Linked DNA regions of Homo sapiens: regions 2 and 3 are each linked to region 1. A link is a loop called in an ENCODE intact Hi-C map of the cell type or tissue named here. Cell type or tissue: PC-9. All regions are shown on one strand. Links, peaks and the distances in the headings refer to the core of each region. The heading gives the core; the rest is flanking DNA.

The links. A loop is a pair of places that touch in the nucleus more often than their neighbours do. Peaks named below come from ENCODE experiments on the same cell type or tissue, not always from the same donor. Only the 100,000 strongest peaks of a DNase experiment are listed, where the experiment ranks them.
Region 2: a loop joins it to region 1, with 6 times the contacts of the local background. A loop is called at or near these places in 6 of 110 quality-filtered maps.
Region 3: it touches region 1 in a loop (4-fold over the local background); 6 of 110 quality-filtered maps call a loop at or near these places.

What each region holds. Positions count from the first base shown.
Region 1 is chr3:126,125,100-126,134,879 of GRCh38, reverse strand. It overlaps ALDH1L1 (aldehyde dehydrogenase 1 family member L1), which reads left to right. Exons shown (of 23, transcript NM_012190.4): 13 at 3,346-3,496; 14 at 4,587-4,657; 15 at 9,159-9,264. Among named protein-coding and RNA genes, the nearest start is that of ALDH1L1-AS1, 46 kb to the right of the region's middle. RefSeq lists a silencer at 548-627 and enhancers at 2,225-3,042, 5,174-5,944. In PC-9, for the core only: a CTCF peak has its summit at 5,050; DNase peaks (open chromatin) are centred at 4,679 and 5,189; H3K4me3 peaks cover 412 bases; H3K27ac peaks cover 483 bases.
Region 2 is chr3:125,932,529-125,942,308 of GRCh38, reverse strand. It overlaps the pseudogene ALG1L1P. Among named protein-coding and RNA genes, the nearest start is that of ROPN1B, 32 kb to the left of the region's middle. RefSeq lists an enhancer at 5,308-5,808. In PC-9, for the core only: a CTCF peak has its summit at 5,910 (motif pointing right); a DNase peak (open chromatin) is centred at 6,928.
Region 3 is chr3:125,963,362-125,973,141 of GRCh38, reverse strand. ROPN1B (rhophilin associated tail protein 1B) reads right to left here and starts at 3,964. Exons shown (of 7, transcript NM_001308313.2): 1 at 3,742-3,964; 2 at 1,980-2,025; 3 at 972-1,099. The coding sequence starts at 1,087. It also overlaps the pseudogene ALG1L1P. In PC-9, for the core only: no CTCF peak of the experiment used is centred there; a DNase peak (open chromatin) is centred at 5,801; H3K27me3 peaks cover 266 bases.

The DNA of each region.
Region 1 (9,780 bases), core at 1,197-9,196:
AGTGATGTTCCTGGGAGAAGAGAGGGTGCGGCCAGATGAGCCGAGAACACAGGTGTCTTGGGGCCTGGCTCTTTCGCTGGGGTCCTGGGAACGTCTAGGGGTGCGAAGCCAAGTTATGGCGTGGTCCCAACGAAGCTCCTCACCTGGCAGGAGAGACCCTGCCTTGGCCTTGCGGTCAGAATGGCTTCTGTTTCTGTTATACTCCAGAGGCCAGAAAAGCCGGGGCAGCCCAGCAGCAGGAAACTAGAGAGAGGGGTTGCAAGAGCATGGTCTGCAAAACCGAATGGAGATTAGGGTTGGGGCAGGGAGGGCTGTGGGGGTCGGGCATGCCCAGCCTTTCATAGGTTCCAGTCCCCTTCGCAAGCCCCTCAATTCTAGAAAGGCACTGGCCACGCCAAGTGGTCCCTAGAGTTCCTGGAGGTCAGGAAGAGCTGTGAAACAAGCACGACAGGTGGCGGGAGAACCTCTGGCCTGGGCCCTGCGTGCGCGTTTGGTGGACCGCACAACCAACAGCGTGCGTGGGGTCCCTCCCTTGGCCTCTGCTGCCATCTGGTGGCTTGTATCATAACAGATTCTACTCACCCATAATGACAGTGAGGGGGGCACCCTGGGCAGCTGTAAGTGGACCCCTTCCTGTCCTATGCAAACTCTCAGGCCCCGTGAAGACCTGGGAGTGCCCATTACTGGTTCTGCCTCAGCTCAGCACAGCAGAGGCTGGGTCTAGGTGTCCCGGAGGGGGCAGTTCAGGAGCTCCCAGATAAATGGCTGCAGAGCACCCTGTCAGGGTGGCGGGACCACCGTGGGTGTTAGGGAACACGAAATTCACTGCAGGAATCAGACATTACACAATTGTGGAAGCTAGGAAGAAGGATCCAGAGGGAGAGTTAGACAAGGTTCCTAGGCAGTCCCCTGAACTCCTGGTAGACAGGATAGAACCTCCAGGGAGTAGGAGCAGCCGTATCCAGCTGCCAAGTGGGGCCACAAAGAGGAGCTCCTGGGAAAGACCGTGGGGGAGCTGCTGGCTCTGCCCAGATACCACTGTGGTCCACGGCTGAGAATCTGACGGTGGTCCAGGCTGCTGGTGGTCAGTAGGGCCGGCCGAGCCTGCTGGGCACCCCTGCATCTGCCCTGCAGACCTTCAGAGGGAGATGGCAGCAGCTTCACTTCTCCTGCACTGCTACCCTGGCACCCAGGGACTGGGCTCTGGGGAGCATGGGTGCCAGGGTGTGAATTCAGCAGCCTAACTGAATTAACAATAGAATAGTCCTGCAAGGCAGCCTCTCAGAGCTTCCCGAATAGTGCACTCGGGTGATGGATACTTTAGAAAGTGTGTCCTGGGAACTGGATTGATGACACAGCCATGTCACACACAGGTGGAATTATCTAGAAATGTGGGGGATTCAAAGGATTGGGGCTGATGAAGGAGAAGGATGTGAGCAGGGGAGGCATGGCACACCACAAGCTTTAGTGGGCTGCAGGTTGGGTAGGGTTGCAGGAGACGAGCAGTGAGACTGTCCCAAGGCTGCCGTGTGGGCTTCCATGTCCAGGTGACAACACACAGTGATGCAGTGGGAGCCTCTGGGTCTGAGGGCTGCCAAGGGCAGTAGCAGCTTTCACCTTATCACCCCAAGGCCCTGTTTTATCAATGGGCAACAACTGCTGGTTGAGGTTCCTCTGGGTATGCAAAGCAGCGGGCCCTAAGTGGCTAAAAACGTACCTGTTTGGGCTACTTTAAGCCTAACTGGGAGTGGGAAAATTTGAGTTTGGTGCCAGCAGGCTTTGGAGCAAATGGGTCTCATTTATATAACAAAGAGGCAGCTCCTGTCTTCGCAGCTGGGGAGCCTAGTCCTCTATCGGCCGCTAGGTGATGTTTTCACTATTTGCTGTACAAAATCGGTTTTTCTCAGGAACCGATTTACGCATGGGCTCTCCTTGCCCAGGGTGGCCTCGCTCAGTTGGTTTTATGCAGCAAACCTGAGCTGAGTGCTTCCCAGTGCTGTGCTGGAGCTGGGCGCTGCAGAGAGCAGGGAACCAGACAGCGCCCTGCCTCCTGCAGCCTGGATTCCAGTGGGCAGGCAAATCGTGATGAAATTATCATCTACCTGAATGTCTGTTACAAACTGTAGTGGTGGGGGAGTGAAGAAAGGCAGAGGAGGCTATCAGAGGATGTGACAGGGAGCTCTGATCAGTCAGAACATGGTTGGGGATTTGGGTCGGCTTCCCATTGAGTCCGTGTCTGAAACAAGTACAGAAGGCTAAGAGGAGAAACAGGAGTGTGGAAAGGGGGCCCAGACATGCAACACAGCCCCTAAAAGCCAAGGCAGGAGGCCTGACTGACCTGAGCACCTGGAAGAGGCCGATGTGAGGAGGAGGAGGGAGGCAGAGGAGCTGGGGTCTTGTGGCCCCAGAATGAAATGGAAATGGCCAGGAGCTGCTTGGCCAGGCACAGAGTTGCAGATGCATCCTGAGTGGCGTGGACAGCTGTCACGGGTCCTGGTGGGTGTAGGCAGGTGAGGACCGGAGCAGGCCTGGGGTGCGTGTGGGCTTCATGGTGCCTGGGTGCAGAGGGGAGCAGTGTGGGAAACGGCTGGCAGGCTTTGGTCCCACACTTGCCTCTGGGCCCGAGCTGCCCTGTCTCCAAGGCTGAGTTTGCTCTGGGCCTGTGGTCTCCACTTTCCCTGTCCACCCTCCCCCTAGGGGATGAGAGGGGCACCCTCATAACTCCCAGGCTGCCCACAGCTGCACATCCGTCAGAATCAAGGGAGGGCAACCCGACCTCGGCATGCTCAGGCTGAAGCCAGTCTGTGTAAACGCGTCAGCCCCCACGTTGCTCCCTAGTCAGCCCTTCTGTGATGGGGATGGGGCCACCTCTCCATCTCTGGAGATGCCAGGCTCAGGAGCATGCCCCCACCATCCTGGACTGAACAGTTGGTTTATTGGTGCTGGAAAGACAGATGGACTTTCTCCTGGTTCAAGCTTTCCGAAGACAGGAAGGGCAGCCTCTTGGGCCATGACCCCTTTGCTGTCTGCAGCAAGTGGGTGAATGCCTCTGCAGGATAATTTCGGAGGAATAGGATAAAGTAGTGGATCCACAAATACTTCAGGAAGGAAGCGAGGGAAGATCGAGGAAAGGAGAGAGGGACAGAGGGTGTCATCCTCACAGCTATCCGGTGGAGTAAACGGTGCTGGCCCATTGCATGGATCAGAAACGGAGGTCCGCACATCTGAGAGTGGCAGAACTGGGGTAGAGGGCAGGACCCCAGCTCCTTGAAGAAGGGCCTTGTGAGGGCAGATGAGGCCGTGCCAGGCCTGAGCCCACCTCCCGCTTCCCCTCACCCTGGTCAGGTTGGCAGATCTCATGGAGCAGCACCAGGAGGAGCTGGCCACCATTGAGGCCCTGGATGCGGGTGCCGTCTACACGCTGGCCCTGAAGACCCACGTGGGCATGTCCATCCAGACCTTCCGCTACTTTGCTGGCTGGTGTGACAAGATCCAGGTGGGGCCCAGGCTCCCACCCAGTGTGAGCACATGCAGACTGGCCCAGCCATATAGGAGAACTCCAAGGGCAGCACAGTCATCTGCATGCTGCGCAGCAAATGACCACAACTGGTGGCTTGGAATGACACCTGTTTATTAGCTTGTGGTCCTGCAGGTGGGAATTCCAGGCAGGCTGGGCTGGGTTCCATGCCAAGGTCTCACAAGGCCAAAGCTAAGGCGCTGGCTGGACTGGGCCTTATCTGGAGACTCTGGGACAGAACCTGCATCCAGACGAGTTCGGGTGTTGACAGAGTTCAGTTCCGTGTGGATGCAGGGCTGAGGCCGCAGGTCCTTCCTGGCTGCAGGTCCCTGCTCAGGGCACTGTATCTCCCAGCGGCAGCAGGTCACTCTCGGGCTTGGGATCCCTGTGACACTGTCTTCTGCCTGCTTTTCTGGGGGCTCCTGCAGTTATTCTGGGCTCATGGGCACTATGTCCCCACCTTAGGGTCAACAGGGACAGTCAACACCTCATAGGAGGGAGTGTCACCATATCTTCAGGCTCCCGCCATCAGTTGTGGAACTTGGGGGCCATTTGTAGAGGCTCCCTGGGGAGGTCCACCTCTGCAGGACTCATGGCGTCTCTGCCAGATCAGATCTGGGCTCCATGGTTCCTCCTCTCCACCAGGGCATGACAGCGACAAGGGAGGTGGGCTGCCTGGTGCCCGCCCCTACTCCGCAGCTGTGTAGCTTCTGGCTGCAGCTGGACCCCCCAAGGCCTGGGCCTTCTACATGTGCTCAACTGCTTAGAGCTGTGGGGAGGGGGACACCCGGCCCTGCCCCCACCCTCACCCTTTCTTGCTCGAATGTCAAAGCTAGAGGCTTTGCTGGTACCAGGACCAGCTTCCACCCAAGGGCTCTGCCTGCCAGGCTCAGAGTGGAGCAAACACCTTGCCCCTCTGGCTGCCCCCCTGCCTGTCTCTCAAGCCTCAGGTCACACCTAAGCTGGTCGCTTTGACTTCCTCCTGGAGACCCTGGTGGAGACTTGCTGCCTAGAGGGGAAGGGGTGTGGACCCTGGGCCCCTGGGTGACTGCCCCTGTTCCTCTTCCAGGGCTCCACCATCCCCATCAACCAGGCCAGACCCAACCGCAACCTGACCTTGACCAGGAAGGAGCCTGTTGGGTGAGTTCCTGCCCAGGGCGAGGTGCAGCCTCGCGGTGCTTTCCATGCAGTACACGGAACTGTAGCACAGCCTGCGGGAGCTCACAGCACCCTGTGCGTGCATTTATCAAACAGCCATCCATGTGCTTCTTGAGCACCTGCTCCATGCCAGGCATTGTTGTAAGGACTTGAGGACAATTGTATTTAATCTCCCAGTAACACTGGATCAGTCAGGTCCACGGTGGGAAACAAGAGTAAACCCAAAAAATGTCCAAAATGGGTATGGTGGTCAGTGTTCATAAAGATGAGGAACTCCTGCACAGCACTGAGGAACAGGAAATATAGAACAAAGGAGGAACAGGCAGAGGACGAGAGCTGCTCAGCAGGAGGAGTTCGGACCCCGCTGGATGCCAAGCATGTAGGCGCCGGGAAATGAACCTGGCGTGAGGCACCTCACCTCGCCACCCAGTGGCCCCAGGGCAGGAGTAGGGAGAAGGGCTTGGAACACAGCCACCGGGCTCTGGGTTTTCCCTGCTAGAGGAAACTGGGCAGTGACCTCTCGAGGCCATACATCCTGATTTGGCCCCAGTCCTGGTGAGTTACTCACACGCGTGCCTGAGGAGGCTTACCCAAGAGTGCATGGCCACTGTGCTAGGCCGGTGACAGCAAACACCAGAGCAGCAGGTGCTGGTGCAGCCCTGATCCATGATCTGCACTGAGGATGCGCCTGCAACTGGACCTAGAGAGCCCCAGCCCTGGGTCCACCCTCACTGCGCCTGCACGCGGTGCCACAGGAGAGCCTGGCCAGGGTGACCTGGGAGCAGGGCCCAGCTGGCATGAGCACCACAGTCATTCCCACCTGCTCTGTGCCCCTTGCAGGGTAGGGGACCTCACAGCTGTGGGCATGGCCAAAGGCCCCTCAGCTCCACCTGAATGTTGGAGTATTTGCAAGGAGAACGTGCTCCAATGTCCCTGTGTCACTGACAGCTCATGCAGATGAACAACCAACTCCTCAAGCACGGGCTGGAGGAGGCTCCTGTGGGAAAGTGGGCTGTGGACCCTTAGAGCCCCAGAGAGGAGCCAGGCTGCAGGTGGAGGCATCGCCTCCAGGGTCCCCACAGAGGACATCGGGCAAGGTCTGCACATGGTTTTGGTTGTCCCATCAGAGGGGGTGATAGAGTACAGCCCCCCACAACAAAGAACTGCCCCGCCCCAAATGTCAGTAGTGTGGGAGCCAAGAAACCCTGCTATGGGGCAGTGGTCAGAGACCTTTGTCGTGCTTTGAAAGGGGCTGGGCTGGGCTGGGCAGGGCAGGGCGGGTCGTGGCCCACCTGGGGCCACAGTTCAGAGCCACACTTGGGTCTTTGAGGCTGCCCACCCCTCCCAGCTGCCAGCATGGGGTTGGGGGGTGTCCACCCCCATCAGACTGAGGAGGAAACAGACACTGTGTCACCCAGAAGCATCCCTATGTCACCCTGTGAGGCTGGCCTTGGACCCAGGACTCTGGGCGCCTGGTCAGCACCCCAGTGTGAACACATCCTGCCCTGGGGCCTGGTCCCAGCAGCTCACACAGACCAGGGCTCGCCCAAAGGCAGGTAGGCAGGGCCACTGCTGACCATGCACCTGGTGGGCCGTGATTCTGGAACTAATGGTCTCTGCCTGGCAGGGAGGCCGCCAGGGCCTCTGGGCTTCACCCCTCCCCACCTTCACAGGGGACCTCGCCTCAGTGGGAATGTTCTGGAGCCGGAACCCAAGGTTGGAATCCCAGCTCCTCCCCTTTCTAGGGCAAGCTCCCAGCCTGTCTGTACTCAGTCTCCCCAACTGTCAAATGGTAATAAAACAGTCCTGTCCTCACTGAGTTGTTTGGATGGGTGAGCATCAGGTGTCTAGGGCACAGCATGCTGTGAAGGAGTTAGGAGGGCCAGGTGAAGGAGCCATGCAGGGCCGGGCCTCCTGGGTAATGGGACTAAGAGGAGAATTCTGTATGTGGTTCTGAGAAGGAGCAGAGTCCAGCTCTTTTGGATGTTTGTGTTAGGAAATTTACTAGAGACCATGTCACTGCTCCACTCGGAATCCTCGGGTGGCTTCCCAGTGCCCTTGACATGGAATCAAACTTCTCGCTTGGCCATGCAATCCGGGCCTGGTATCCTGGCCCCCTCCCCAGTCCACTGTGGTTGGCTGTGCTGGCCTCACGGATCCCAGGCCCTCCACCCTCATGCCCCACTGAGCACTTGCACCTGTGTCCCACCTCCAGCCCTCACCAGCTGTCCTCCAGCTCTCATCTGTGATGCATCCGCCAGACCTCTGCTCCCAGCCTGCCCTCTCTAATCTATAATCTCATTTTATTCTCTGTGTGAGCATTCAGACTGATGCTGCCCTGTGCCCATGCCTGTCATCATCCCAGCACACCTGCAGTGTCCCATAAATACTGCAGAATGACTGAGTGATCAGAGCTAGAGAGCCCCAGCCCCGGGTCCACCCTCACTGTGCCTGCACGCGGTGCCAGAGGAGGGCCTGGCCAGGGTAAGGGGCTGCCCATCTCCTCCCCTGGCCAGTGCCACCGCAACCTCAGCAGTGAGGCTGCAGCTGCCTCGTGGGGAGCCCCTTCCCCTCATGTCTTCAGCCGCACCCTGGCCCAACAGCCACTCGAGCTCCCTAGTGAGCCAAGCATTTCTTGGGGACACCAAGAAACCTTGCTTGGTGTCCCCTGCCCAGGCTCCATGCTCCCGAGAGAGAGAAGGAACTCCACCCTCACCGTCCATGCAGCTCCCCAGGAGCGTCAGAGGGCAGAGGAGGGGGCTCAGGGCCGCACAGCAGGAGAATGGCCCCAAGGGAGGGAGGGACGGGCCTAAGAACCATGGGGTGGTTGTCTCACTGGATGTCCACTCAGTCTCCCACTAAGAAAGCCCACTAGGAATTAGAGGCAGCAAGGCTAATGAAAGTCGGTTTTCACAGCAGCTGGGCAGGGAGGATTCACCTGGGCCTGGGTCCTGCAGCCCTGCTCCTTTGACCCCGTGCCAGGGCCAGCTCTGCACACTCCAGTCCCGGGGCTCGGCCTTTCCCCTAACCAGTGAGTGTGGGCGTCAGTTCGGGCTGCTGTAGAAGAGACCACCAATCCAGGGCCTAATCAATGGAAACTCGTCTCCTGGTTCTGGGAGCTGGAAATCTGAGGTCAGATGTGGGCAGAGCTGTTTCCACATGAGGGCTGTGAGGGTCTGTCCTGACCTCTCTTCTGGCATCTGGTGGCTGCTGGTGACCTCTGGCCTTCCTTGGCTTGCAGGGAGACCCCGTCTCTGCCTCATGCCCTCTTGGCATTCCCACTGTGAGTCTGTCTCTCCATGTGGTGTTCTTTGTATGAGGACAGCATTCCTCCTAAATTAGGGGCCCGCCCACCCCAGTGCTACCACATCCTAATTAATTACAACACAGCAATCTGGTCTCCAAGCAAGGGCATGCCATTAGACTCTGGAGATTAGGGCTTCAGCATACGAATTGGGGAGTGGGGGCACAATTCAGCACATAATTGTGGGGCTTTTCTGATGTGTTTTCTTTTCCGAGCTCCCCTCAGCCCCGTTCACTGTAACCGACGGCTTCACCTGCTCCCTGGGAACACTCAGCAGCCCGTGCTGTGCTCCCAATCTCCTGGGTGTGTGTGGGGTGTGGGGCAGCTCCCCTATCTCAGTGCTCCCTGCTGCTCCCCCCTGATGCCTCACACGGGTCCTGCCCACCGCCTGTGTCTGGCTAAGCAGCTTTCTTTTGGGGAAACACCCAGTGATGGTGGTGGGGTGGCGACAGGAGCCTGTGCGTGGTCTACGGGGCTCTGTGTGGATGTCCTCATCTGACTGTCCAGCGCTCAACCAAAGTGGTGCTGTATGGGGGGAAGGCAGGGCCACACAGGATTCATACCCGGCCAGTGTGCCTGCTGGTCCCTGGGACTCTGCGGCCTCCCCAGTGCCCACGGTGCTCTGAGTATGAGGCACCTGTGCCTGGCCAGAGGCTCGCTCTAGAACCCAGGGTGGCACTGACACTGGGCACCATGGCTTCACACAGAGCACCCTGACTTCATCAGTGCTGCCTTGCTGACTCTGTCTTCTCTTCTTGAGGATTGACACCTGGCCTCACACTCTGGAGGACCCTCTCCAGGCCCTCCTGACCCACCCCTGGTGACCCCTGACCCTCTTTAGCTGACCCTGGCCTGTGTCCTCACCTGTGCCTGCCTGCCATCACCCTCTCTCATTGCCTGTGCCCCAGACAGTTCCACAGCTTCCATCAGAAATGGTCCAGTATCCCATGCCATCCTGCCCTGCTAGGAAGAGGGGCTGCTGCCAGACCAATTCTTACTGTAGCATCCAGGACAGAAACAGCAGGCGTGAGCTGCCTCTCAGAGGGACCTTGGGTGCCTTATCAGGAAGCCTGGCTTTGAGAGTGGATGTCAGGCCCTGGGTGAGGTGGAGGGAATTGGCAGGTCCACTGTGGGCCTGGTGGAGAAGAAGGACAAAGGCCAACCTCTTTTGTGTGGCAGGGTTTGTGGCATCATCATCCCCTGGAACTATCCCCTGATGATGCTGTCCTGGAAGACAGCTGCCTGCCTGGCTGCCGGGAACACAGTGGTGATCAAGCCTGCTCAGGTGAGCGTGGGTTCACTCTGGACAGGGCCTGCAGGCCACAGAGAGGATCAGGAACTCACTCTATAAGGGAGGAAGGGAAGGGCCTCTCTTGGCCACACGGGCACTGGAAGAAGGGTCCTGCTAATGCCAGCTGCCCTCCATGGGCCCCACTCTCAGTGGGCAGAGGCGTATGTGGCAGGCAGAGCTCTCCAAAGCAGACTCTTTTTCAGCCATGGCTGCTTGAGGCCATCTGGCTGTGCTGGAACTTGCAGCTGCTCGGGTGAGCAGAGGCAGGGATTTCTGCACTCTGGATTCATGGGGCAGAAACCAGGCCCCATGCTCTAAGACAGCCTGAGTAGTCTATCCATAAAGCTGGTGCCATGTCCCTTATGTGGCTTCCGAGACCAGAAGTCCTGGAGAGAAGCAGGGTGAGCGGTGGGATTCGTGGTCCCCATCCCTGCACACAGAAGCTACGCAGTGTGGTGTCTGAGAGGTGTAGGTGGGGGAGTAGAGGCGGGATGTCAGGGGTCACCCAGG
Region 2 (9,780 bases), core at 938-8,937, 190 kb after region 1:
GGTGTATATGTGCCACATTTTCTTAATCCAGTCTATCATTGTTGGACATTTGGGTTGGTTCCAAGTCTTTGCTATTGTGAATAATGCCGCAATAAACATACGTGTGCATGTGTCTTTATAGCAGCATGATTTATAGTCCTTTGGGTATATACCCAGTAATGGGATGGCTGGGTCAAATGGTATTTCCAGTTCTAGATCCCTGAGGAATCGCCACACTGACTTCCACAATGGTTGAACTAGTTTACAGTCCCACCAACAGTGTAAAAGTGTTCCTATTTCTCCACATCCTCTCCAGCACCTGTTGTTTCCTGACTTTTTAATGATTGCCATTCTAACTGGTGTGAGATGGTATCTCATTGTGGTTTTGATTTGCATTTCTCTGATGGCCAGTGATGATGAGCATTTTTTTCATGTGTTTTTTGGCTGCATAAATGTCTTCTTTTGAGAAGTGTCTGTTCATGTCCTTCGCCCACTTTTTGATGGGGTTGTTTGTTTTTTTCTTGTAAATTTGTTTGAGTTCATTGTAGATTCTGGATATTAGCCCTTTGTCAGATGAGTAGGTTGTGAAAATTTTCTCCCATTTTGTAGGTTGCCTGTTCACTCTGATGGTAGTTTCTTTTGCTGTGCAGAAGCTCTTTAGTTTAATTAGATCCCATTTGTCAATTTTGTCTTTTGTTGCCATTGCTTTTGGTGTTTTGGACATGAAGTCCTTGCCCATGCCTATGTCCTGAATGGTATTGCCTAGGTTTTCTTCTAGGTTTTTTATGGTTTTAGGTCTAACGTTTAAGTCTTTAATCCATCTTGAATTGATTTTTGTATAAGGTGTAAGGAAGGGATCCAGTTTCAGCTTTCTACATATGGCTAGCCAGTTTTCCCAGCACCGTTTATTAAATAGGGAATCCTTTCCCCATTTCTTGTTTTTCTCAGGTTTGTCAAAGATCAGATAGTTGTAGATAGGCAGCGTTATTTCTGAGGGCTCTGTTCTGTTCCATTGATTGATATCTCTGTTTTGGTACCAGTACCATGCTGTTTTGGTTACTGTAGCCTTGTAGTATAGTTTGAAGTCAGGTAGTGTGATGCCTCCAGCTTTGTTCTTTTGGCTTAGGATTGCCTTGGCGATGCGGGCTCTTTTTTGGTTCCATATGAACTTTAAAGTAGTTTTTTCCAATTCTGTGAAGAAAGTCATTGGTAGCTTGATGGGGATGGCATTGAATCTGTAAATTACCTTGGGCAGTATGGCCATTTTCACGAATTGATTCTTCCTACCCATGAGCATGGAATGTTCTTCCATTTGTTTGTATCCTCTTTTATTTCCTTGAGCAGTGGTTTGTAGTTCTCCTTGAAGAGGTCCTTCACATCCCTTGTGAGTTGGATTCCTAGGTATTTTATTCTCTTTGAAGCAATTGTGAATGGGAGTTGACTCATGATTTGGCTCTCTGTTTGTCTGTTGTTGGTGTATAAGAATGCCTGTGATTTTTGTACATTGATTTTGTATCCTGAGACTTTGCTGAAGTTGCTTATCAGTTTAAGGAGATTTTGGGCTGAGACAATGGGGTTTTCTAGATATACAATCATGTCATCTGCAAACAGGGACAATTTGACTTCCTCTTTTCCTAATTGAATGCCCTTTGTTTCCTTCTCCTGCCTAATTGCCCTGGCCAGAACTTCCAACACTATGTTGAATAGGAGTCGTGAGAGAGGGCATCCCTGTCTTGTGCCAGTTTTCAAAGGGAATGCTTCTAGTTTTTGCCCATTTAGTATGATATTGGCTGTGGGTTTGTCATAGATAGCTCTTATTATTTTGAAATATGTCCCATCAATACCTAATTTATTGAGAGTTTTTAGCATGAAGGGTTGTTGAATTTTTTCAAAGGCCTTTTCTGCATCTATTGAGATAATCATGTGGTTTTTGTCTTTGGCTCTGTTTATATGCTGGATTACATTTATTGATTTGTGTATATTGAACCAGCCTTGCATCCCAGGGATGAAGCCCACTTGATCATGGTGGATAAGCTTTTTGATGTGCTGCTGGATTCGTTTTGCCCGTATTTTATTGAGGATTTTTGCATCAATGTTCATCAAGGATATTGGTCTAAAATTCTCTTTTTTGGTTGTGTCTCTGCCCGGCTTTGGTATCAGAATGATGCTGGCCTCATAAAATGAGTTAGGGAGGATTCCCTCTTTTTCTATTGATTGGAATAGTTTCAGAAGGAATGGTACCAGTTCCTCCTTGTACCTCTGGTATAATTCGGCTGTGAATCCATCTGGTCTTGGACTCTTTTTGGTTGGTAAACTATTGATTATTGCCACAATTTCAGCTCCTGTTATTGGTCTATTCAGAGATTCAACTTCTTCCTGGTTTAGTCTTGGGAGAGTGTATGTGTCTAGGAATTTATCCATTTCTTCTAGATTTTCTAGTTTATTTGCGTAGAGGTGTTTGTAGTATTCTCTGATGGTAGTTTGTATTTCTGTGGGATCAGTGGTGATATCCCCTTTATCATTTTTTATTGCGTCTATTTGATTCTTCTCTCTTTTTTTCTTTATTAGTCTTGCTAGCGTTCTATCAATTTTGTTGATCCTTTCAAAAAACCAGCTCCTGGATTCATTAATTTTTTGAAGGGTTTTTTGTGTCTCTATGTCCTTCAGTTCTGCTCTGATTTTAGTGATTTCTTGCCTTCTGCTAGCTTTTGAATGTGTTTGCTCTTGCTTTTCTAGTTCTTTTAATTGTGATGTTAGGGTGTCAATTTTGGATCTTTCCTGCTTTCTCTTGTGGGCATTTAGTGCTATAAATTTCCCTCTACACACTGCTTTGAATGCATCCCAGAGATTCTGGTATGTTGTGTCTTTGTTCTCGTTGGTTTCAAAGAACATCTTTATTTCTGCCTTCATTTCATTATGTATCCAGTAGTCATTCAGGAGCAGGTTGTTCAGTTTCCATGTAGTTGAGCGGTTTTGAGTGAGATTCTTAATTCTGAGTTCTAGTTTGATTGCACTGTGGTCTGAGAGATAGTTTGTTATAATCTCTGTTCTTTTACATTTGCTGAGGAGAGCTTTACTTCCAAGTATGTGGTCAATTTTGGAATAGGTGTGGTGTGGTGCTGAAAAAAATGTATATTCTGTTGATTTGGGGTGGAGAGTTCTGTAGATGTCTATTAGGTCCTCTTGGTGCAGAGCTGAGTTCAATTCCTGGGTATCCTTGTTGACTTTCTGTCTCGTTGATCTGTCTAATGTTGACAGTGGGGTGTTAAAGTCTCCCATTATTAATGTGTGGGAGTCTAAGTCTCTCTGTAGGTCACTCAGGACTTGCTTTATGAATCTTGGTGCTCCTGTATTGGGTGCATATATATTTAGGATAGTTAGCTCTTCTTGTTGAATTGATCCCTTTACCATTATGTAATGGCCTTCTTTGTCTCTTTTGATCTTTGTTGGTTTAAAGTCTGTTTTATCAGAGACTAGGATTGCAACCCCTGCCTTTTTTTTGTTTTCCATTTGCTTGGTAGATCTTCCTCCATCCTTTTATTTTGAGCCTATGTGTGTCTCTGCACGTGAGATGGGTTTCCTGAATACAGCACACTGATGGGTCTTGACTCTTTATCCAATTTGCCAGTCTGTGTCTTTTAATTGGAGCGTTTAGTCCATTTACATTTAAAGTTAATATTGTTATGTGTGAATTTGGTCCTGTCATTATGATGTTAGCTGGTTATTTTGCTCGTTAATTGATGCAGTTTCTTCCTAGTCTCGATGGTCTTTACATTTTGGCATGATTTTGCAGCGGCTGGTACTGGTTGTTCCTTTCCATGTTTAGTGTTTCCTTCAGGAGCTCTTTTAGGGCAGGCCTGGTGGTGACAAAATCTCTCAGCATTTGCTTGTCTCTAAAGTATTTTATTTCTCCTTCACTTATGAAGCTTAGTTTGGCTGGATATGAAATTCTGGGTTGAAAATTCTTTTCTTTAAGAATGTTGAATATTGGCCCCCACTCTCTTCTGGCTTGTAGGATTTCTGCCAAGAGATCTGCTGTTAGTCTGATGGGCTTCCCTTTGAGGGTAACCCGACCTTTCTCTCTGGCTGCCCTTAACATTTTTTCCTTCATTTCAACTTTAGTGAATCTGACAATTATGTGTCTTGGAGTTGCTCTTCTCGAGGAGTATCTTTGTGGCATTCTCTGTATTTCCTGAATCTGAACCTTGGCCTGCCTTGCTAGATTGGGGAAGTTCTCCTGGATAATATCCTGCAGAGTGTTTTCCAACTTGGTTCCATTCTCCCCATCACTTTCAGGTACACCAATCAGATGTAGATTTGGTCTTTTCACATAGTCCCATATTTCTTGGAGGCTTTGCTCATTTCTTTTTATTCTTTTTTCTCTAAACTTCCCTTCTCACTTCATTTCATTCATTTCATCTTCCATTGCTGATACCATTTCTTCCAGTTGACTGCATCGGCTCCTGAGGCTTCTGCATTCTTCACGTAGTTCTCGAGCCTTGGTTTTCAGCTCCATCAGCTCCTTTAAGCACTTCTCTGTATTGGTTATTCTAGTTATACATTCTTCTAAATTTTTTTCAAAGTTTTCAACTTCTTTGCCTTTGGTTTGAATGTCCTCCTGTAGCTCAGAGTAATTTGATCGTCTGAAGCCTTCTTCTCTCAGCTTGTCAAAGTCATTCTCCATCCAGCTTTGTTCCATTGCTGGTGAGGAACTGCGTTCCTTTGGAGGAGGAGAGGTGCTCTGCATTTTAGAGTTTCCCATTTTTCTGTTCTGTTTTTTCCCCATCTTTGTGGTTTTATCTACTTTTGGTCTTTGATGATGGTGATGTACAGATGGGTTTTTGGTGTGGATGTCCTTTCTGTTTGTTAGTTTTCCTTCTAACAGACAGGATCCTCAGCTGCACGTCTGTTGGAATACCCTGCCGTGTGAGGTGTCAGTGTGCCCCTGCTGGGGGGTGCCTCCCAGTTAGGCTGCTCAGGGGTCAGGGGTCAGGGACCCACTTGAGGAGGCAGTCTGCCCATTCTCAGATCTCCAGCTGCGTGCTGGGAGAACCACTGCTCTCTTCAAAGCTGTCAGACAGGGACATTTAAGTCTGCAGAGGTTACTGCTGTCTTTTTGTTTGTCTGTGCCCTGCCCCCAGAGGTGGAGCCTACAGAGGCAGGCAGGCCTCCTTGAGCTGTGGTGGGCTCCACCCAGTTTGAGCTTCCCAGCTGCTTTGTTTACCTAAGCAAGCCTGGGCAATGTCGGGTGCCCCTCCCCCAGCCTCACTGCCGCCTTGCAATTTGATCTCAGACTGCTGTGCTAGCAATCAGTGAGACTCCGTGGGCGTAGGACCCTCTGAGCCAGGTGCGGGATATAATCTTGTGGTGCGCCGTTTTTTAAGCCGGTCCGAAAAGCGCAATATTCGGGTGGGAGTGACCCGATTTCCCAGGTGAGTCCGTCACCCCTTTCTTTGACTCGGAAAGGGAACTCCCTGACCCCTTGCGCTTCCCAAGTGAGGCAATGCCTCTCCCTGCTTCGGGTTGCGCACAGTGCACGCACCCACTGACCTGCGCCCACTGTCTGGCACTCCCTAGTGAGATGAACCCGGTACCTCAGATGGAAATGCAGAAATCACCCATCTTCTGCGTCGCTCACGCTGGGAGCTGTAGACCGGAGCTGTTCCTATTCGGCCATCTTGGCTCCTCTCCTTGCTTTGTTTTTTGGGCTGTGCCTGTGCCCCCTCACCTCTCTGTCTTGCATGTCTAGCTAGTTCTGTTTCTGCGGTTTTCCTTCTCTCTGTTCCTGAGCGGTTGATCTCTTAGTGTTTCTCTGTGTTCACAAACTCAGCCTTTGACCTAGGAACCTAACAGCCAGAGGGAGCCTGAAGCTTTCTTGCCTGCCCTTGGCTCCTTGTGGTCCAGGGAGGGCTGCAGTGGGTGGGAATGCCTGACACAGGGTGACTAGTCTCTGTGTTTACACCAGGGGGAGCAATGACTCCGTGGCTGAGAGGGGCTGGCTAGAGTCTGGAGTTTCCAAATGTCCATTCAAGGCAAAACACAATTCCTAGGTAGTTAAATTTAGGAGACTCTGTATTGAATGACCTTGAAAATAGGTTCAGGGCACAACATGGGCACACCGCTTTGTCATATTCTACAAATACTGGGGAGAGCCAACATTCTTCTCATTGCCAATAATTATGCTCATCAGCCTCCACGTCTTGCCTCTCACGTTTCTTCCATGTCCCAGCTCTGCCCACCGTGTTAAATCAGTGTGGATGTAGGGAACATGAACACATTTTAATATCAGCCTAAACCAGACATCACTGGGAAGGAGATTGGAGAAACTAAAACCCTAGAAAAGACAAATCTAATCTATAGTGACAGAAAGCAGACTGGTGGTTGCTTGGGGCCAAGGTAGGGCCAGATTGGCTGAGATGGCACAAGAAAACTTTTTGTGATGTTGAAAGTATGCTATGCCTTGATTGTGGTGATGGTCAGACAGTTATATAAAGCTGTAAACACTCACTAAAATGTACAATGAAAATGGGCATAAACTATGCCTTGGTTTTTAAATGTCTCTGTTGTACATTCACACCAGCCTTTACCTCCGTTAGCACAGACAATAGGAAGCTGTGTGTGAGTCTTAGAATGCTCCCCAATCCAGGGATGGTTGTTCAACCAGCCTATGCCGTGTATCCATAGAGGGCACGGATAATCCAAAGCAGCAGATAAAACACCTAATTAGTTCTAATTGACTCTGGACTTTTTCTGTGCATTTACATTCCCTGAGTACAACCTGACTGACAGGAGCGGGGAGAGTAGGCAGCCAAGAAATGTGGCAGGGGAGGCCAGATTAAACAATTACAAGGGAGGGACAACAAAAGGGTGACTGACCACGCAGATGATAAAGAATTGTTGACTTTGTAATGAGAACCGCACATTGCGCAAAGCAATTGGTGGGGTGGAGCAGATGTGCATTAGAAACGAAACCAACCACCCGGAATGGTCATGGTCTCTGGATAACAGTAGCTTCATCAACTCCGTCTTTTCCACATGTCTAAAATTTTGATATTACTTAAGTCAGGCACACTGCTCTATTCATTCTGACATCTGAATATCCATTTTAAAGTGGGCTAGGCTCACCCAGAGGATGATACAACTAGATTAAGAAAATGAAATGAAGGATGAAAACTCCTGGTTCGTGCTTTCGCCACATCCACAGGAGCAACAGACTAAGACATTCCTCCACACAATAACAGACCCAGGCAGTGCAGAGCCATGTGTGTCTTATCTGTCCTGTTGTCCACAGTCTGGTTTTATCTTAGACCTAGCCTGGTGCAATCCATGTTGTGTATTGGCACTCCACTTAAGTTTCCTGTTTGTAAAAAGCCCCTTTCATTCGGTGATTCCTCAGGGCTTTAGGGGAACTTTCTGGAAACCAGGAAGAAGGAAATAAAGGTTGTTTTACTGAGGATGGGTGACGTTGGGCGCGGGACCCAAATGAGTGGTTTGAGCAGAAAGTAGCCTCCACGCTGGACTAATGCTTGGCAACATAATGGGAAAATTTGGGGAAGCCGGGAGAGGAGGGGGCAGAGTTTCTTTCCCAACCAGCCAGGGGGTCCAGGCAGTTTTGGTCCTAGGACGTCTCCCTGTGCATTCCCAAGTGATTGCAAGGCTTCTTCTTGTCATCGTCTGAGACTTGGATTCCCCAAGCGTCCTTCTTTTCCTGGAGCCTCTGAGTCCTCTATTCCTGAGGCCTTTCTTCAGCCCTCCCAATAGCCCTGCCATGATTTCATTGCAGGGCTGTGACCATCTATGACAAGCCGGCATCTTTCTTTAAAGAGACACCTCTGGACCTGCTGCACCGGCTCTTCATGAAGCTGGGTGGCACTCACTCTCTGTTCAGGGCCTGGTAGGCCTCCCCTCCTCAGCTGCCTTCTCTCCTGCTCGCCACTGCCCTGGCCTCTCCCCTTCTCACTGCAGACCTGGGAACCCACTCATCCAGGGGTTGGCAAACTAAGGCTACAGGCCAGTCTCCTGCTTTTGTAAATCAAGTTTCACTGGGACACAACACACTCATTGCCTTCTGAGTTGTCTACAGCCGCCTTTGAGCTACAATAGCAGAATCACGTTTTGCAACAGAGAACCTGTGGCCTGCAAAGCCTGAAGTATTTACTCTCTGGCCCTTTAAGAAATGTTTGTGGACCCCTACGCTGTCTTACTCTCCTGCCAGTGGGTTCCCAGGCCTGTGGCAGATCTGTGGACCTGTGTGTCCCCTGGGGTGTCTCACGGGGCTAAAGAGGGGACCTTTGTGCAGGTCCACACACCCTAAGGTGGGCCCCTGGGTAAGCTGGGGTGGTGTGGGATGGCGTCCCTGCACGCTCATCTTGAGTCCAGGGGATGACAAGACAGTAAGTCCCGTGGAGAAAAGGAATGAGTCAGTCTTGTTTGCTGTTGTAACCTTAGCACCCAGCAACAATATTAGAGAAAGCAAGCCCAGGCCTCGGATGGCAGGGGTGGCCTGGTGCTGCTGATGTGGCCGGGCACCCCAACCTTTGGGAGCCTGCAGGCCTTGCCACGGCAGGAGATGCCCGTCCTGGGTCCTGGGCCTGCTCTGTGGCCTCTCACAGGCTTTTTTCCTGCTCTTTCAGCTCAGAACCTGAGGACGCAGCCATGGAGCGGTCGGCCTTCATGGAGCTGGATGCTGGGAGCAGGCTGGTGATGCATCTCCGCGAGTGGCCAGCCCTGCTGGTCAGCAGCACGGGCTGGACAGGTCTGCACGACCCCTGGAACACTTGGGGTTGGTGTGACGGGCACCTGGCCAACCTGTGTTCTCCTCACCCCTACCAGTCCTGCATGCCCCCACCCCACCACAGTCTCAATGAGAAGGGGAGGGCATGTGAGCTGGAAGAGGGGTGTCTAGAAACAGGCCCCTGATATTCAATTCTCTTCTCATAGAGGATGAAGACTTCTCCATCCTGCTGGCAGCTTTAGAAAGTAGATGTGTAGCTGCGGTGAGGAGCTCCGGGCTTGTCGGGGGCCACTGAGCTGTGAGCTGCTTGCCTGGCCTGCAGCATGTTGCTGTCCCCGGCCACTGGGTGGGGCAGCCTGGGGACAGCAGGGGTGGTGGAGGTGGGCCGCCCTGAATCCTCAGTTGGGTCATTGAGTGACCAGGCCCTCAGGCTGAAATGCCCCCTCCAGGAGAGTATCTCACAGAGGCTGGTGGCCTCCCCACCAGAGCAGTGCTCTTTCTCCACCTGACCAGGTGACTCTGGCTACTGTTTATTTAAAACGTTTTTTCTGAATGGGCATGGTGGCTCACACCTGTAATCCTAGAACTCTGGGAGCCCGCGGCAGGCAGATTACCTGAGGTCAGGAGTTCGAGGCCAACATGGCAAAACCTGTCTCTACTAAAAATACAAAAATTAGCTGGGTATGGTGGTGGGCGCCTGTAATCCCAGCTACTTGGGAGGCTGATGCACGGGAATTACTTGAACCCAGGAGGCAGAGGTTGCAGTGAGCTGAGATCACGCCACTGCATTCCAGCCTGGGTGACAGAGCAAGAGTCTGTCAGAAGAAAAAAAAAAAGAAATTCTATCAGAAATTCCATGTAGAATTGTTTCTTTTTTTAAACACAGAGTTTGAACAACTTACTCTTGATGGACACAACCTTCCTTCTCTTGTCTGTGTGATAACAGGTACCGCCTAGGACCCTGGGTGTCTGTTTGGTTGGGGGATGGTGGAGGGGGAGGGGCACACAGCCTTTACCCTGTGCTTCCCACGATCTTGTCTCCTTAATCTTCACTGCAGCTCTCTGCT
Region 3 (9,780 bases), core at 826-8,825, 160 kb after region 1:
ACTCTCACTTTCCCACTGAAACCCTCCTAAGCAGGGAATCATCAAACAGTAAAAATAGCCTGAAAATGGTCCGTGAGGTCTAGTTATCTTCCAACTCCTGTCTCAAGTCCTGGTTCCCCAGTTTCAAGCAGGCAAGTTTGTCCAAGGAGCAATTTCATAGCTGAGAGGCTTTCTGTGCAAAGCTACTTCAATCCAGGCCCGCAGCGATTGTTGTGTAAGCTCCATCTACTGAGCAGCCTCTGGAGGTCTCTCCTGAAAGAAGGCACCCGTGTTTGAGGCACACTGTTTTCAGCCATGCCTGAGGACCCCATCACTCTGCCTGGCCTTTCCCCAGAATGCAGTGTGTACTGTGAGGACATCATTATGTTGGCAGAACAAATCAGTTCAGAGAAACACCAAAGAAAATAACAATAATTTCCTCAAAGATACAAAGCCTCTTTGGTTGGGTCCAAGTATGAGTTTTAACAGCAGGGGAGGAAGTGTCTCCTTAAAGGAGTGAACTAGCAGGACTGGTCCCACCCCATCCACCCAGGGCTGTCGCTTCCCTCCCCCGGCTGCACTGCTGCCATCTAGTGGTGAGACAGGAGAATGAAGAAAGGCAGATTAAGCTGCGGAGATTCCCAGCCCTTCTTTCCACCGAGAGTGGGAAAAGGCGTGCAGGGAGGAGGTGGGTGTGCATACGCTGGTGTGACGCGGTCATCTAACTTGCTGCTTGCCCCAGGACACGGCCTATTGACCTGGCGTCCTACTGCTCAATCTGGCTCGCTTAGGGGAGGCATCCCATCCTTGCCCGGCTAGATGTAGTATTTATGTGTGGATTTTAAAGCATCAAAGCAATGCAAGAGCTAAAACAAAGACGATGCCAGTTAGTCCCGACCCCCTGGCTGCAGCCATGACAACCTCCGCGGTTTTACAGGACCCTCTCTCCCCGCCCGTCCTCCAAGAGATGAAGGCGAGAAAGGAGCACGTACTCGGCCCCCCACTGGATGAGGTCCTGCGGCTGCGCCCGAATGGCGGCTTTGGCAAACTCCTTCAGCATTTTCGGCAGCTCCGGCGGGATGCATGTTGGCTTATCTGTCTGAGCCATTGATTGGTTGACCTATTCTCAGGAGAAAAAATACATAAGATGAAAACTTGGACTCATAAGATGAGAGCAATCCTGGACAGGAGGTCACCCAGCCTCTGTTTGACACTCAATTTTGGGGACTCCGCAAGACAAATGCATTCTATTGTTACACAACGGCAAGGTTAGAAAGCCGTCTGCTAACCCCTACTTTTTGTTGTAAATAGTTATATCCTTTACGTAAAAATTACACAGTCCTTTTTTATTTAAAAAGTGGAAGTCAACAAAAAAATCCCTAATGGTATCACCCTAAAATATTGGATGTCTCCTTCCAGAATTTTTCAGTATAAATATATATGTTTGTAAAACAAAAAAATAAGATTATGCAAAACAGCTTATTTACTCAAAAGTATATCATGAACATCTTTGCATGTCATCCAGCTCTTATTAGCTAGGTAAGAATTGTAGCAAAATTTACTCTGAACCCTCTATGAATTAACATTAGGTTATTTCCATATAAAAATAGTCATTAAACAGCCATTTGATGAGCGTCTCTGTTTATAGCTGCATGTTTTTTCAACTCTAATTGTCAGGCGGAAAACTCGTACATTTTCTCTCAAAAAGTTCCAGGACAAATTGAAACAAAACATGAACATCCATAAAATATATACAATTCCATCCACAAATAAACAACAGATCAAAAGATTTTTTTCTGCTTTTAGTAGAGAAAGGGACAGACTAGATATGCTAAAAAGCTGTCCCTCTTCAAAACACCTAGAGGCCAGACAAATCTCAGTACAAGCCTTTCACATTGCCTTGCTGGGCTTGCAGTGAAGTGAGAGAAATCTTCCAGTGGCCAATGAGGTGAGGAAAGGGGAACCCGCAGTGCTGGGCAAATGAAGAAACTAGGGCTCACCTGGGCACATGTAGATGGCAGGAACTTGAAGCTTTGAGATAAATTGCTAGGCAGGGTGGATAGAGACCAAGGATTAGGCTCACAAAAGGCAAATGTCTGGACTAAAGGACTCCCCTTCTGACCTAAACTTGAGACCCGCCCAGGGACTACACCCTCAGCGTGAAAAGGTGTGGCTGAAAATATCTGCCTACAGGCTGGGGTAAGCAACAAAGAAACCTGTCTCCATTGCTGCTTCTAGTCAGGAGAGAAACAGTCCCCCAGGAGTTGGTAGCCACAGACTAGTTCTAAGTTTTCCATTTATACCAACACCAGCATGGCTCGGAAATCCCAAGACAAGAAACTAAAGTGGTCTTAGATTGGTGGGACTTCATGACCTTTTACTTTATTTATGTTCTTTTATTTGGAGGAAAAGGATGATAAAATAATGATTAATTTTAGACTTTGCAAAGTATTAGAAAAGTTTTAACAGTAATAACCACTAAATCTGTACAGAGGAAAAAAGGATTTTTTAAAATTTTTTTAGTATTTATTGATCATTCTTGGGTGTTTCTCGGAGAGGGGGGAAGAAAGGAATTTTTAAAAAACACAAAAAAGCAAACAAAACATGCCTCCCAATGTGAAATGGCAGCCCAACGTATACCTGCCAAGTGCTGAAGAATGTAGGTCTTAAAATAGACTGTATAGTCTTGTTTCAGGGATTTCTCACTTGTTTTTATTGGTATGGGCTAAACAGGGCTTCCATTTCATAAATGAAAGTCTCCATTACATGAATGAAAGGCTCCAGGGCAGAATCTCAGAGGGTTTCTATGAGCGGCTTGGAACCAAGCACAGACAACTGCACATCCCTGTTTGGGTTCGGAATTGGAGGTGGTGGGTTTGGGATGTGGTTACTCTTGTTTGGAATGCATTCTCCTCCTCTTAACAGGTTGATTCTTCCTTTGGAGGTCTGCTTAACCTTCCCTGATTACCCTGTCAGTTCCATTGTACATACCCTTCCAGAGCATCACTTACCTATCCTTAGTGTGATTCTTTGAGTAACATGTGTCTCCCCCAGCAAACTCCACGGCAGGACTGGTCAGTTTTTGCTCACCACACCATCCCAGTGCCTAGCCCAGTGCCTGGAACTTAGTGTTCAATAGGTACTAGTAAAAATGAATGCGTGATAGCAGTCTATGAAGTGCTAGCTATAAAATGAACACGTGATAGGAGTCTATGAAGTGCTAGGTATAAAATAATGCGTGATAGGAGTCTATGAAGTGCTAGGTATAAAATAATATGTGATAGGAGTCTATGAAGTGCCAGGTATAAAATAATGCCTGACAGGAGTCTATGAAGTGCTAGGTATAAAATAATGTGTGATAGGAGTCTATGAAGTGCTAGGTATGCCCATTGGTCCACATGACAATTCACCCAGAGGTATTTTTATATCCCTGTCGCTGATGAAAAAGCAGAGGTGTGGCTCCTCGGTGGAGGGCTCTGATTCCAAACTCTTGAGCCTCCCAACCACTGTCCTCCGGGTAAGAAACCGTATAATAGTATTCTGGGTACAAAATACGCACACAAATTGGCCAGAAAGCCATAATCCCCCACAGTCACATTCTCTTGAAGATCCCCTTGCCTTCCCCTTGCCCTCCCCTTGCCCTGTGAACAAGGAGAGGCTCAGAATCCAGGGGGCGTCCGGCAGGGCTCCTCCCTCAGACCAGCGCAGCCCTCGGGGCGCTCAGAGCCCTGCCCTCCCTCCACTTCCCCTCGGGGTGGCTACCTCAGGCTCGCTCCCAAACCGGCTGTCTGGCTTCAGGCGACACCTGGCGCCTGGCCTCAGGCGAGAGGTGTGGGGAGAGACCGAGTGCCTCCCACCCTTCTTAAGAAGGAGAGCAGTAGAACCTCGGCGGGGAGGGCAGCAGCGGCCGGGGGTGACAGCAGCGGCGGGGCACGACCGCCGTTAGCGTTAGACGTTAGCGCTCCGCCTTCGCCTGGCAAACCCTGCGCGGGCTCCGCTGCCAGGTCACCAGGGGTAGCGCCGGGCGCGACGTCACAGAGCCGCCCCGCCTCTCCTGCAGCGGCGGGTTCCCAGGGTCCCGCTAGGGCGCTGCTAGGGGACGCTGAAAGCTGTTTTGGGCTTTGCTGGTGGTGGAAGGACCAGACGGCCTGGAGGGTTAAGGACTGGGCTGGGGACGTTAGGAAACCCGGGCTGGGGGCGTTGGGGGTGGGGCGGAATGTGTAGCCATTGACGGTGCGCTTTTGTAGGTGAGAGGGCAGAAGTGGAGCTTGATCTTTCGGCTTGTGGAAAGTGGACAGGTGAGAATTCCTCAGGAATCATAGCAACAACACCTCTTACAATGCGTTTTTGGTGCCAGGAATTGTTCTAAGTGCATTACACACATGAACTCATTTCATCCTTACTGTCACCCCATGAGGCAAGTACTATTGTTATCCCCATTTTTACAGATGAGGGAACTGAGCACAGAGAGGTTAAACTTGTCCAAGATGACAGTCAGCAAGTGACAGAGTCAGGATCTGAATCTGGGTTGCGTGGTCCCAGATTCCTCACTCTTGACCTTATAATGCTAAGAAAGGGGCATGGAGTGGATAGGAACAGAGCCTGAGATGCCTGGGGACAACAGGGAAAGATAGAAAATATTTATAGGGTAGAATGTGGTCACTGTGCCAGGGCACTTTTACAAACATGATGACATCAAAGTTTCACAGTAAACTCTGAAGGTAGATATTACCTTCGTTTTAGAAAACAGGCTCAAGGCTTCGAGTAATTTTGCCTGTGATCAAACAGCTGGCAGTAGGGCCCAGGGCCCAACTTGTCTCCAGGTCTTCTGATTTCAAGACTGTTGTTTTTGTTTTGTTTTGTTTTGCTTTGCTTTGTTTTGAGACAGAGTCTCACTCTGTTGCCCAGGTTGGAATGCAATGGGGTAATCATGACTCACTGCAGCCTCAATCTCCTAGGTCTAAGCAATCCTCCCACCTCAGCCTCCCAAGTAGCTGAGACTACAGGTGTGTGCCACCACACCAGGCTAATTTTTATATTTTTATAAACAGGGTTTTGCCGTGTTGCCCAGGCTGGTCTTGAACCCCTGGGCTCAAGTGATCCACCCCCCCTTGGTCACCCAAAGCACTGGGATTACAGGTGTGAGCCACCGCACCTGGCCTCAAGACTGTTCTTTTTAAGCACCCAAAGAGGCAAGAAAAGCCCCATCTTTCTCTGCTACACCCCGTGTCACTTCACACCCATATGAAAGCTGCTCATTGCATCATGTAATCCTTCAGTCCATTTATACTACAGTGTGTATTAGTCTAAATCAATTAATTCACCCAGGGTCTTCAGAGCTTTCTCTGGTTGTGAGATGAAAGCCTTTGTCTCTCCCTAAAGCAATTTTAAGCATCAGTGAACAAGTGGGGGAACTAGATTTTTGGCTTATGCATGCAGAAAGCTTTTCACAGCCTGTTGTCATCCATTTGTAAAGAGGCCACTCTGCTGGCATTTGTCAAAATCCTGCAGGTCCTTGCACACCTGGAGAATCCTGGATGGTCTGGGGACGGCCACTGCCCACAGGGCAAGATCTGGGGATGAAAGAAACCTAGTCACTAGCTATCACCTATCTTTCTGAGGCCTCTGTGGAGGGGCTACCAGGTGTTGGTACAGGCACCTGACCAACAGAGTGTGCCTTAGGTTGGGAGGGGGAGGCTGGAGGCTTGAGGGCTGCAGGTGCATCTTCCAGGATAACAAGAATGCTCTGGCCACTGGAGTCTGTTCTGTTGTATGCACATGAGATGAAGGTGTGCCAATCTCTTCCTGCTTTCATGCTGAGTAAATAATACTGACAGGAATGAATAATAATGATCTTTGTGCAGAAGAACAGGTTTTTCAGACAAAGCACTAACAGCTGGAGATGGAAGATGAAATAAAATAGAATTTTAGAGTAGCAGGTTAAACACAAGGGAGGAATTTCATAGCACTGTCTGACTGAGGTGATTTGATGTCTGTCTGTAGGAGGCCAGGTTGAGAGGCGTAGGTTAGATTATCCTTGATCTATCAGTCAATAAATAACAGGATACAATAAATAACAGGATACAGTCAAGAGAATATAATTTTACAGGGAAACGATAATAACACAATTCAGGAAAGTTGCTTTCTTCTAAAACAGAGGTAAGAGTAGAGAGGGAGGAGCACATAGATGTTACCGGTAGTGGTCCAGCTCTTGGGGTGGATGGTGGGTTCATGGGTGTTTATTATGTTTCAGTAAAAAAATCTGTCTTATATATTACAATAAAAACTTTTATTACATAAAATCTTTTATCAAGTAGGTTACATTGTTTTCTGCTATTTTCTTGTACAAATGAATATCCTTTCTTATCATTTCCCTTGTTCTACTAGATAATTCCCATCAATATACAAACATGCTCTAATTTCTCCCATCATTTTCCTCTTCAGCTTTCACCCATTTCTCTGCTTCCCTTTATTGCCAAGTTCTTTAAAGAGTTGCCCATACCTGCCACCGCTAATTTCTCTCTTCCAAATCTCTTTTTAATCTACTTGAACCAGGCTTTCATCCCCATCACTCCACTGAAATGACTTGTGTCAAGGTCCCCAGTGACATGCTGTTAAATCCAACATCATCTCTCAGCCTCGGCTCAACCTATCAGCAGCATTTGATCCTGTTGATCACTTTCGCATGATTGAAACACTTTCTTTCCTTGGATTCCAGGACATCACACTCTTGGTTTTTCTCCTTTCTCATTGGCTGTTCTTTTGCTTGTTCTTCCTCCTCTCCCTGACACTTTAATCTTGGAGTGCCCCAGGATTTACACTTGGACTTCTCTATCTACATGCACTCTCTTTTTTATCTCATTCAGTTTCATGTTTTGGATATTACATTTATGTCTTCAGCCCTAATCCTTCCCTAAACACCACAGTAGAACATCCAACTGTTTACTCTGCACCACTGGATGTCTAATAGGCTTCTCAGACTTAATACACCCCAACTGCACTCCAAGATTCCTCTCCAAACCAGCTCCTCCAGGCTTCCTCATAGCAAAATATAGCAACTGTAAATTCTAGTTGCCCAGGCTAAAAACCTTGGCATTATCCTTGGCTGCTTTTTCTCTCACACCTTAAATCCAATCAGAGCAAATGCTATTGGCTGTATCTCCATAAGTCATTCAGAATTGGAGCACTTCTCTCCACTTCCATCACCTTGGTCCAAGCAAACCTCATCTCTCACCCGGACCACTACAATGGCTTCCTAACCCATCTCCCTGTTTCCGCCCTTCCCTTCCGATGGTCTGCTCTCATCACAGGTGCCCAATCAAATTACTGAAAACCTAAGACTGATCATGTCATTCCTCTGTTTAGAACCCTCAGTGGCTGCCACATTATGCAAGTAAAAGTCAAAGTAACCCACAGGCCCTTAAACTCTCTGAACCCATCATTTCCTCTTTTCTCCTTCCTCACTTCCCTCCAGCCATGCTGGCCATCTTATTATCCCTCAGAAAGGCCAGACCCTCTCCTGACTCAAGACTTGTGCACTTGCATTTTGTCTGCCTGGAACATGATTTCCTCAGGTATCCACAGGCTTCACTCGTTAGCACCTTTAGTTTTGTATCCAAATGTGACCTTCTAAGGGAGTCTTATCTGACTCTTTTAAGTTGAACACCAATATCCCTTCCAACTCCTCCCTTGCTTTACAATCATTACATACTATGTATTTTTAAATTTTTGTTTTATTGATTTCTCTATATTTTTTCCCTGGAGTGCATGGGATTCTGTTTGTTTTAGTCACTGATGTATTTCGGGAGCCTAGAACAGAATTGTGCACATAATGGGCACCATAAATATTTGTTTACTGAATTAAATTCTCCTTTTTTTCTCTCCTTCCACCTTGCTTCCCTTTCCTTCCTTCTTCTAAGAGGCCCTTCTGAAAAATGATACTTCAGTGTCCATTGAGATTTGCATGTTCAGTATCTTAGGGACCAAAGTTCTATTTGGCCAGGTGACGACCGGTCTGGCACCAGAGAGTGGGAATCCTGACGGTCTTCTCTACCATCTCAGCCTTATACTAAGTATCAACTGTCTCATACTAGCTATGAGCTCAGAAAATCAGTTCTCCCTATCCTGTGTGTCTTATACTGTGGCTCACTTCCCCCAGATCTTAAGTGTGCCATTTCATAGGAGGAAACGAGAGTGACCCTGTCCCACCTGCTGCTTGGATCATGGTGAGGCTGGGGCTGAGCAGTGATGATGGGTACACCATACTCGGGACCTTGGCTCAGGTTCAGCACAATTCTGTGATTTAACTGTGGGGTGTGGTTGTTAGACTCCCCATGGAGCCAATCAACCCTGTGTACATAAACTCCTTTCACATATACATTTGTTTTCTTTTGCTGCATTGCAAATTACCACATACTTAGCAGCTTAAAACAACACAGATTTCTGATCTCAGTTTCCACAGGGCAGGAGTCTGGGTGGGTTAGCTGGGTCCTCCGCTAAGGGTCTTGCCCAGCTAAAACCCAAGTGTTGGCTAGGGCTGTGCTCTCATATGAGCCTTAGGGTCCTCTTCCATATTCATTGGTTGTTGACAAAATTCAGTTCCTTGGGGATGTAGGACTGAAGTCCCTGTTTTCTTCCTGGATTTTGGCCAGGGATTGCTCTCAGCTCCTAGAAGCCACTTTCACGTCGCAGTTCCATGGCCCCGGAATGGCAGTTTATTGATGTTTGCTTTCTTCCAGGCCAGCAGAGGCATCTGTTGTTGTTTCTTTTGTCTGTTTTTTAAGGCTCACCTGATGATGATTAGGTCAGATCCACCCTTTTGACTAACTCAGAGTCAACTGATTAGGGACCTTAATTATATCTGAAAGTTCTCTTTTGCCACATAATATTAATTACAGGGGTGATATCTCCTCATATTCACAGGTCTCACCCACACTTACAGGGGTGATGAGATTATACAGGGCACATACACCAGGGGGTGGAAATGTTGGAGGCCATCTTAGAATCCTGCCTACCACAATATGCCCCTTTGTGAGAGAAAATGATGAGGTTTGTCATCTCTCCTCAGAGTTGGAACCATTGAGACGACAAGCACAGCTACTCATTGTGGTTCTGGATCCCCTCCTCTTCCTGCTACCTCTGTGTGTAGTCTTTTTTCAGAACCTAGGAGAGCAACACCTCCTATAACCACTCAGTTATGAGAAACAAACCACAAAATTCCACATAAATGAAAATGTCTACCTAATCAAAGTCTACTTCTTTAAGGACTTGAGTGATTGAGGGGAAAAAAGGAGAATTTTACCACTGGGAGGTGGGGTGAGTTGTGTGGACAAGGTTCCTCCCTTCTTGACACCTGTGTCTTCTGTGGCCACCCTGATTCTCCTCAGGACTGCCCTAGCCTTTATGGCACCTTTGCATACATTAGAAGGGGGCAGACATAGCCCCTTGGGCATATGGCCTGACAAGCAGGGTAGGAGCTGAACTTCAGCCCACTCTCACCCCTCAGAAAACTGCCTGGTTTTCCTGCCCCCAGAGCCTTCTATTTCTATCCCACATTATTCATCTTCTAAATATCCACAACACTCCTTGCTGCCCACCATCACCAAAAACAACAACAACAACAAACTTCAGTACTTGGTTTTCTATCTTCCCTTCATGAGAACTACTATCCTCCTATGGATACAAGTTTGCCAGCTAGTTCTCTGCGTGGATGACTCAAATCTACACCTAAAGTCTCAACCTCCCTGCTCAACTCAGTCCCTTGTCCAAATGTCCTGGACCTCATTCAAACAAGTTCACAAA